Regions from separate parts of the Mus musculus genome. Here region 1 is linked to region 2. A link is a loop called in an ENCODE intact Hi-C map of the cell type or tissue named here. Cell type or tissue: left cerebral cortex. All regions are shown on one strand.

Region 1 (5,000 bases), 200 kb before region 2:
AAGTTACCGGACATATTTTCACATTATTACTTACTCTAACTTCTTTGGCCGTTTAAAAACATTTATTTATTGTGGTTATGTGTGTGGGTGGAGGTCAAAGGGCAGCCTGCAGGAGTGGCCTTTTTTCTTCCAACATGTGGGTTCCGGGGCTCCAGCTCAGGTTGTCAGGTTTGGTGATGCACACGCACCTTTACCCACTGAACTGGTCTGCTGGCCCACTGATGATTTTTTAATTGGATTGTTTTTTTGTTTGTTTTGCTTTGGGTTTTGTTGTTGTTGCATTTTAAGCTTTATTTCTAAACTTTGTGTGTGTGTTGAGAAAGTATTCACAGGTGTGTGCGAGGGTGACCTGTGCCCTAGTTGGTGATATGGCCGCCTGTGCCCTGGTTGCATGATGCCAGAGGGAAACCCCTGGCCAGTTCGCTCTTATTTCTCTCTCAGTTCTAGGGCTCAGTCTGAGCTCACCAGAGCTTTACTCGCTGAGCCATCTGGCTGGCCTTAAAATATTTTTATTTTATTCTGCTTGTTTTCACCTTTTTATAATTTTGCAGAGTAGTTAGTTTTGATAAAATTCAACTTAGAAAATTTTTTATCTTATGAGTTGTTGTTCTGGTGTTCTGTGTAAAAACTTGTTTCCTCAGTTTGGCTTTGGGCCAAGAATATTAAACAGACTCATCTAGAAACTCAGAGTTTCAGCTTTAAGATTTAAGATACTTTGCTTGTGTCTCACACCTCATCTTTTACACTTTGTAGGCTGTGCCTGTGTTGTTATGTCTTCAATTTGAGTGGAAAGAAGCCCCTGCCTGAAGGGTGACTGGATGCCCTAACCAGCAGACAGGTTTATGTGGATGTAGCCAATGGGCATGCTTGGTGTGTCTGCAGGATGAACTACAGGAAAGAGAGGGTGGGGAGTCCTGAGATCAGGAGGCCGTAGAATCGGTTTTGTTCATTTATCTAGATAAAGGTTTTGTCTGTAGAAATGGGAAAAGGGTGGGGGTGGGGTTGGATATGAGAGTGATTGGGAGGAAGGAAATGACAGGGCTTGAAGTTAGAGTCAGCTTGTGATGAGGAGGATAGAGAGATATTGGGTATCTTTAGGTGATGTTGCTAAGAAAAGGCAGAATTCCAGGAGTTCAGTGGAAGGGAGTAGAGAGGTTCATTGATGTTCAAAGTCCTGTCTCAGTGGCAGGGCTGTAGGGTCAGCTGTGGTGGTGGTAGGTCCTTGTTGACTGTCGAGCTGTTGAAAGCCTAAGTACAGAGATGCAGATATTAGTACCCATAAAGCACTGGCCCGGGACGTAACTGACACACTGGGTTTATCTGCCTCGTAAGTTTGGACTAGAGGTGACCTGAGTCATAAGCTTGGTTGAATAAACAGGTACTGAATTTCTGTAGGAGCTGATTCTAGGCAAGGATGTGAATGCCAGCATTTTATTTAGGAGGTGACCCCAGGAAAAACTTGGACAGAAAGGAGTGAGATAAATAAGGGGCCGAGTAGCTGTAGCTTGTCCTCACTGACGGCCCCTAGGAGACAGTGTGAGACAGGTATCCCAGAGTGGGTGAGGCCCCCGTGGCCCTTCTGTACACAGGAAATCTATAGACTTGGGAAACTGTAAACAGCTCTGACCCTCTATGACAAGACGGGTCTCATCTTTTAAAAATTTATTTATTTTTATTATGTTTTGTGTTTAATGATTTATTTATTGCATTGTGTTTTGACTGCATGTATGTGTGTGTGAGAGTGTTGGATCCCCTAGAACTGGAGTTACAGTGGTAAGCTACCTTGTGGGTGCTGGGAATTAAATCCTGGTCCTCTGGAAGAACAGCCAGTTCTCTCTCTCTTTCAAGATTTATTTATATGTTGTATGTAAGTACACTGTAGCTGTCTTCAGACACTCCAGAAGAGTGTCTCATTATGGATGGCTGTTCTCTCTGGCCACACTGGCTCCGGGCCCACTCACTCTGGCCCCAGCCCCTTCTCTTAACACTCACTCTCTCTCTCTCTCTCTCTCTCTCTCTCTTTGGTTTTTCGTGACAGGGTTTCTCTGTATAGCCCTGGCTGTCCTGGAACTCACTTTGTAGACCAGGCTGGCCTCGAACTCAGAAATCCGCCTGCCTCTGCCTCCCAAGTGCTAGGACTAAAAGCATGCGCCACTACCGCCAGGCCCCGTTCTCTTAACTTTTAACTCCAGCCTTGGCCTCTTGCTCTTACTCCAGAGGCAGGGTTAGGTCTTGGAAGATAAGCATCTTTCAGGATATGTCCCAGCACAAGCCTTTGCCTGTTTCAGCAGGAAGGGCTGTCATCTTTTGCAACAAGAGGGTCAGAGCTCTTTACAGTTTCTCAAGTCTGTAGGTTACCTGTGTGCTTTCTGCCCTGACACACACACAGCCTCCTGATCACCAGCATTGCCCTGCATGTGCAATGTTCATTAGAATCAGTAAGCCTGTACTGACACACTGTTCACTCCCAAATTGTTGCTGTAATCAATGGCACAATAGCACGTACCAGCTGCTATCAGACGGGATAGTTTCATGGCACAAACATTGCTCTGTGTCCGTTGGATTCATTGCCCACCTTCTAGAGTCACCAGTCTTACCTGTCTCTGAAGTTTGCATTTTCATGGGTGTTGCCTAGTTAAGTAAATGGTTTTTTTTTTTTTACTTATTTTTTTTAAGATTTTATTTATTTATTATTATATGTAAGTACACTGTTGCTGTCTTCAGACACTCCAGAAGAGGGAGTCAGATTTCATTACAGATGGTTGTGAGCCACCATGTGGTTGCTGGGATTTGAACTCCGGACCTTTGGAAAAGCAGTCGGGTGCTCTTACCCACTGAGCCATCTCACCAGCCCCCGTGTTGCCTAGTTAAAATGGTGCTGTTTGTCCTTTTTAGACTGGTTTTATTTAGCCCAGGCTGGCACAATGTGCTCTGTGCTAGTTCTCAGCACCACTCCTGGCTCCCGATTGGCTCCTTTCCCTTAGCTCACTGTAGCTGTTTTCAGACACACCAGAAGAGGGCGTCAGATCTCATTAAGGATGGTTGTAAGCCACCATGTGGTTGCTGGGATTTGAACTCAGGACCTTTGGAAGAGCAGTCAGTGCTCTTAACCACTCCAGTCCAAGTTTCTTCAATGTTTTAATGGCTTCACAGTTTATTCCTTTGTAGAACTGAATAGTTTTATCTCTTCACCCACTGAAGGACACTGTGGTTGTTTTCAGGATTTGGCAATCATGACTAAAGCTGCTATGAACATCTGGGTGCATTTTTTTTTTTTTTTCGGTAGATGTACGTTTTTTACCATCTCTGCCTAAATACCAAGGATTGTATGATAACAGCACATCTTGTTGTGTAAGAACCTGGCTAGTTGCCTGAAGTGGCCAGACCTGTTGCGTCACATTCTTACTACTGCATGGTCTGTTCTGTTCTTCACTTTGGCTGTTTTCATAGGCTCGCCATGGTATCTTGCTTTGACTCTCTCTGTGTGCTTGTGTGAGTGTGCCAGCCAGTGCATGTAAACATACCTGTGGAGCCCAGAGGCCCTTTTGTTGTTGCTATTTTAGTTTTGTTTCTTGAGACAGAGTCTCTTGTGGCCTGGGACTCACTATGTAGACCAGGTTGCCCTCAAACTCATAGAGATCTACCTGTCTCTGCCTCCTCGGTGCTCAGTGGGTACACCATCACCATGACCTCTAGCTCTAACTTTTTTTTTTTTTTTTTTTGAGACAGGGTCTCTCTGTATAGCCCTGGCTGTCCTGGAACTCACTCTGTAGACCAGGCTGGCCTCGAACTCAGAAATCCGCCTGCCTCTGCCTCCCAAGTGCTGGGATTAAAGGCGTGCGCCACCACGCCCGGCTAGCTCTAACTTTTTGCTTTGAAGTTCAGTTTAACAGTTCGTTCTTTGGCTCAGCCTGTGCTGTTAGATCTAAAAAGCCCTCATCAGGACTAAAGAGATGGCTCATCTCTCCAGTACCAGTGCTTTCTGTGCAATGTGACAACTCCAGTTGGGATCTTAGAAAAAGCCAAGTTTGGCCAGCCATTTGTGCCCTTGTAACCCTAGCATCGAGGGTGGGAGAGTGGGAGGAAAAAGAGATGATGGTTTCTGAGCTTTGCTGCCTGCTGGCCTAACTCCAGCTTCAGTAAGAGACCTTGTCTCAAAAGGTTAATATTGAGAGTGATAGAGCTGGACACCTGATTGATGTCTGCTAGCCTCTGTACAAGTATGTGTGCAGAGTTACTCCATACACATGTATACTGTACACATACACACCACACACACACACACACACACACACACACACACACATACTCAGAGAGAGGGAGGGAGGGAGGGAGGGAGAGAGAGAGAATATCATTGTCAACTGGGTATTTTGGCCCACACCTGTAATCTCAGCACTTGGGAGGTTGAGGCAGGAGGATTACCACAGTTAGAGGCCAGGACTGGACTACCTAGTTGAGTTCCAAACCAGTCTACAGTGTGAGATCCTGTCTGGGAGAACAAAAGAGAATCTTCATCATAATCTCAGGCTCTCTGTTCTCTCCTGTGATTTCTAGGACTTACATAGTTTTATGTTTTTAATTTAGGGCACTTTTGAGTTAATTTTTGTCATAAGTATAAAGTCTGCTGTGTTTAGAATGTTTTTGTGTTTGAAATTCAATTCTTTTTTTTTTTTTTTTTTTTTTTCGAGACAGGGTTTCTCTGTGTAGCCCTGGCTGTCCTGGACCTCACTCTGTAGATCAGGCTGGCCTCGAACTCAGAAATCCGCCTGCCTCTGCCTCCCGAGTGCTGGGATTAAAGGCGTGCGCCACCACGCCTGGCTGAAATTCAATTCTTACAGTAACCCCTGTTGAGAGGACCACTTTTCTCATTGGATTGCCTTTTGACAGTGTGAGTCTTGAAGCTGGCAGTGTCTGGCCTCAGTTTTTATTTTTATTTTTTTACAAATATCATCTTGGCTATTCTTAGTTTTTTGTGTAGACATTGGGATGGGTTTGTTGGT
Region 2 (5,000 bases):
CTGCAGGAGAGGTTACTCCTGTGTCCTGATTGGCTTTCCCAGCTAAGGTCAGTTGCCCATTCTGCCACAGGAGACAATGCCCGTACCCTGTCTCATCCCATCTCTCATGCCCACACTGAAGCCCAACCCTCATGTGTGTGTCTGTGTGTGTCTATGTGCGTGTGCACATGTGTGTGTGTACGTGTGTGTGTGAGAACAGTTGTACTTATGGCCACTTGTTATGGTTTATGCAAAACAAGTGGCTCACAAGCGCCGTACTCAAGAATGAGAATGTAATGTGATTGGCAGGGACTAAATTAGGGAGGCTTATGAATTCAAAGCCCACCTGAGCTACGTAGTGGGGGTAGGGGGCAAGTATACTAGTGTGTCATTTCGAAAGTTTATTAGCGATCCTATCACCCACCCACCCTTATTTTAGAAAGGTGGTAAGTAACTTTTCAGAAAAAGTGATTTGTTTGAGATCACACAGAGTCCAGAGGCAAAACTAGTTCTAGAGCTTAGATGTAGAAAAACAAGAAGCCAGGGCTCTGATCCCACCGAGGACAGACACAGGCAGGTTCTGGGAGGCCCCAAGCACAGAAGCCTAGAGGGTGATAAATAGGAGATAAACCTATGCTTCAGTGGAAGGAAGAGCCCTGCGCAATAGAGCATGTGTTGACCACTTCCTCGGAGGTGGCTACAGAGGCTTTGCTGGGATAGCAGTGAGTATCCAGGCTGGCTTCTCACACACTTCCAGCAGCATGCACAGACACACATCTATAGCTTGTCTTTCTTACCTTTCAAAAATATTTTTAAGTAATTGAATCCTAGATTTCACAAGGGTCTTAAGGATATTTAATTGAACTTTCTGTTAATATAAAAGCCTCCAGTTTGAATATTTCCAGGGGGCTCAGTCATAGCCAGCTCTAATCACTGGAGATCTCTCCCTAATTAGAGAGCTAAAATCTCCCTTTCTGCCCTAAATCCATCTTCCTCTACAGCCCACCTTCCCAGTGTTTGATGGGAGATAACATAGTCACTCCCAAGTTTTCTCATTTTTAGGAGATTCTACCCAACCCCTTTAACACCTCAAATATGACATGGGTGTCCTGTTTGGCCATACCTTGTGAGATGTGGCCTGGTTTCCAGGATCTCGATGCAGAGGGAGCACGCAGCTCCACCTCAGAGCCCGTGTGAATCTGGGTTTGCATCCAGTATATACTTCTACAATTGTCTTCTTGAACTGGAACGCAAAATACGAGTATAACCCTAGTAGATAGCACCTAACCCTGACCGTCAGATCTGTCACCTGCCCTCTGCTTCATGGCTGTGCAAAGTTCCAATCAGACAGTACCAGAGTGTGGAGCTGTTGGGCATGGACAGGGACATCATATACCCTGAGGCTGCCTGCTGCCTTAGGTCTCTGCCTCAGGCCTCCCACAGTGCCACACTCACCTGCCTCCCACCGTGGTGGTGGACCAAAGTGTCACTGGCCTCCTTGGACTTGTTTCCACAGCAGAGAAAGGTACAGAGAAAGAAGAGAAGATGCAGGATGAGAAAGACAGAGGTAAAGGCAAGTTCCCTAGTTTGGGAACCCAAGCTTTAGAGCAGTAGATGCTAAGTTCCTTCCCCTTTGTTTCTGACCTCTGTCCTACCACACCCTTCCCAAGTCTGCAGTACCCCCACACTTCCTCCTGCCAGTTCTCCCAACTGACTCTGAGGTGTGCCCATGGGTAGTAATGTCAGGTGATTTACTCATACTCTGGAATACAAACAAGTCACAGAATATCTCCTGCCATCCTCAAGGGTCGATGGTTTATATGACTATAATATGCGGAAGAAATGGGGGAGAAAACAAAGCAGGAAGATGTGATCATAAAGAATTGACTGTTGGCTGTGGAGGCAGCTCAGTTGGTGGATGCTCCTCGACTAGCCCAGGGTAAACCCTAGCACCACATAAACCACATAAACCACAGGAGCACCATACTTGCAGTCCCAGCGCTTGGCAGGTGGAGGGTCAGAAAGTCAGAGACTTAGTTTTACTGCTGTGAGCAGACACCATGACCAAGGCAACTCTTGTAAGAATAACATTTAATTAGGGCTGGCTAACAGGCTCAGAGGATCAGTCCATTATCATCAAGGCAAGAGCATGGCAGTATTCAGGCAGGCATGGTGCAGGAGAAGCTGAGAGTTCTACATCTTCATCTGAAGGCTGCTAGTGGAAGACTGACTTCCAGGAAGCTAGGGTGAGGGTTTTTTGTGGTTTTTTTGTTTGTTTGTTTTTTGTTTTTCGAGACAGGGTTTCTCTGTGTAGCCCTGGCTATCCTAGACTCACTTTGTTGACCAAGCTGGCCTCGAATTCCAAAACCCGCCTGCCTCTGCCTCCCAAGTGCTGGGATTAAAGGCGTGTGCCACGACTGCCCGGCTTAGGGTGAGGGTCTTAAGTCCACACCCACTTACTCCTACAAGGCCACACCTCTAATGCCACTCCCTGGGCCAAGCATATACAAACCATCACAGTCAGGCTCATCCTCTGCTGCAAAATGAGCTTGAAGCCAGTGTGGGCTACCTGAAACTTTGCCTCAAGAGCTAAAACAAAAAACCACCATTAAATGTATAATATAATACTAAGAGATTCTGAAAAGGAAGAGACTTGTAGGTTGGAATAGATAAGAAGAGTAAAACCAAGAAAGAAAGGTGGTGTGTTCAAAGGGCAGTAATGCCTTCCTCATCTTACTATGTAAGAAACTTTATGTACTTGTTATGTGGGAAGAGAGCTGCACTAAGTGGTTTCATGGAAAATCCCATGTAATCCGTAACACTGAGACACGCAGATGATAATATTCGCATTTGAATAAAAGAGAAACAGATTCTAGGGGAGTCTGCTCATGTAGCCTCTGAGTGGGCTTGAAGTGGGTCTTTCTGACTCCAGACTTCATGCTCTTGACTTCCATCTTTCAGTGGGATATTAAACAGATAATGAAATCCTCTGGAGATACTTGAGAGCCTCAACTTATGTCTACCATATATCAAGATGTTGTTTCTGGATTCCTCCAGAACATAAACTCCCTGAGGCAGAGATTTTGGCCAGTGTTGTTGGTGATGTATTCCCAGCTTCTGGAACGGTGCCTGTCTTCTAGGAATGACAGTGAATAAACCTGTTTCAGGCTGTGAACAGGGTGACATGATAGCGTGAAGGAAGGAAGCAGGGAGGGTGAGAAGAGAGCAGGGCTGGTCCTAGCTACTTTCTAGACCTGCAGAAGATCTGTACTATGGCCATCTTCATCTGGCTTCACCGCCCCAGACAGGAAGGATTCTAGACAAGGTTCTGAGGCTTATTAACTGGACAGGTTAATAAGTGACCGAGCCTGGATTCACCCCAGTAGTCTCCAGCTCCAAGCTCTATGCTTTAATCTAAAGAGAACAGCTAGTCTAAGAGAAGTGGAAAAGCCACAGTGCGAAGCGGAAGGCAGTCAGGAGAGACAGTGGGAACCCCTCAGAACAGTGGCTTTACAGTGCTGTCTATCCCTCAGGGATGGGATGGATGAGAGAGGCCTGGGAGACCTGGACTACTGGGCACAAGTCGGGGGTTGGGGGGAATGGCTGGCCTGACCACACTTCAGACTGTTAGAAGAGAACAGCCAATCAGAGACCCAGATCCAGATAAGATTGGCTGTGGGGCAGGAGGAACACACATGCCCACTCATAAATGCCCACCCCAAGTGTGTGCCCAGACCCCAACCAAACGCTAGCATTGCTGTGGAACATTTTTGACTAAAGACATAGCAGCAGCTGCCTTGGCCTCCGTTCCTATGGACCTCCCTGCTCTAGGCTCCTCCTTAGCCTCCCTCTACTTCCCCAAAGCAAGCCTAGACCCCTGCTGCTGCCGCTTCACTATTGCCTTGGCGTGGACTCCAGCCCTTAGTCCGCTCATAGGAGCTGACTCAGGGCCCTCTGTCTCTGTCCCTGGCTGACCCTGTCAGAGCTTTACTGGGATGCTTGTTCTTAGCCTCTCCTCACCCCTCTAAGTGCACGTGTCTGGGTCTATATGTCTGTGTGAAGGCTTTTTGTGAGGATACCTGAGCTTTTATGGCCTTTAGGTGCCATCTCTAAGAGCAGGAGGGGAAAGAGTTGAGGCACAAGATGAACAGTTTGTTTTGTTTTCCTCTCGACATTATGTGGGTCCTTGCAGATATGGCAGAGACATTTAAGATCAGTAACCACTGATTTTACAGAAAACAATTTATTTTCTTTGGAGTGAGCTCAGTTTCACGTGACATAAACACAGCCCAGTCATCTTCCTGCCCAGCACACATGGTCTGTTCAGCACACAAGTCACAAGTACCAAAGAGGTACTTTTGAAGAACTCTGACCAAAGCAATATCCCCGCCATATTCACCCCTAACTTTCGCCTCTGTCTGTTCTACGCTGGCTGTCTAAATCCCAGGGAAGGATGCTGCTATACTGTGGCACCCTTCCTACTGAGCATCCCTCATGCCAAGTGTAAGAAAATCACAGAATGAGCCATATGCTATTGCCTCCTCTGGTTGTCCCAGAACTTCCATATATATCTGAATCACAGAGCATGAGTTCTTCAGAATGCCCCCTAGCAATCCAGTTTATACTCTGAGGCACCCTGGTGCATATCTGGCCAGCAGTGGTCCTGAGGAGACTCATGGCCTCTAGAACATCTCTCGGTGGACAGACATGAACTTGGAACATCCAAGGGGAGCTGGAGAGCAATGCTGTTCCAAAACATAGAGAAGCAATGTCCACATCGAAACTGTTCCCACCTTGTTTCCTTCCCTAACCAAGCAGGCTCTGATCCCACTCTAGCTGCTCCCTAGAGTTAGGCTCGGCTTCCATTCATTGATTCTTCTCTTCACAATACTCCATGAGGTGTGAGTTGTAGGCAGTCTGCCTCTATCCCATCATCCCTGGCAGGAAAGCTCAACAGAAAGGCAGATGTGAGTCTAGCCCCTGGGCTGAGTGGGTCAGGAAAGCCCCTTAGAGAAGTCCAG

Evidence for each region. A loop is a pair of places that touch in the nucleus more often than their neighbours do. Peaks named below come from ENCODE experiments on the same cell type or tissue, not always from the same donor. Only the 100,000 strongest peaks of a DNase experiment are listed, where the experiment ranks them.
Region 1: a loop joins it to region 2, with 5 times the contacts of the local background. A loop is called at or near these places in 1 of 42 quality-filtered maps.

What each region holds. Positions count from the first base shown.
Region 1 is chr12:3,579,480-3,584,479 of GRCm38, forward strand. The region is part of intron 1 of Dtnb (dystrobrevin, beta); the gene reads left to right. Among named protein-coding and RNA genes, the nearest start is that of Dtnb, 9.6 kb to the left of the region's middle. In left cerebral cortex, a CTCF peak has its summit at 3,018 (motif pointing right); no DNase peak of the experiment used is centred here.
Region 2 is chr12:3,774,564-3,779,563 of GRCm38, forward strand. All of the region lies in intron 17 of Dtnb (dystrobrevin, beta), which reads left to right. Among named protein-coding and RNA genes, the nearest start is that of Dnmt3a, 30 kb to the right of the region's middle. In left cerebral cortex, no CTCF peak of the experiment used is centred here; DNase peaks (open chromatin) are centred at 3,116 and 4,471; H3K27ac peaks cover 873 bases.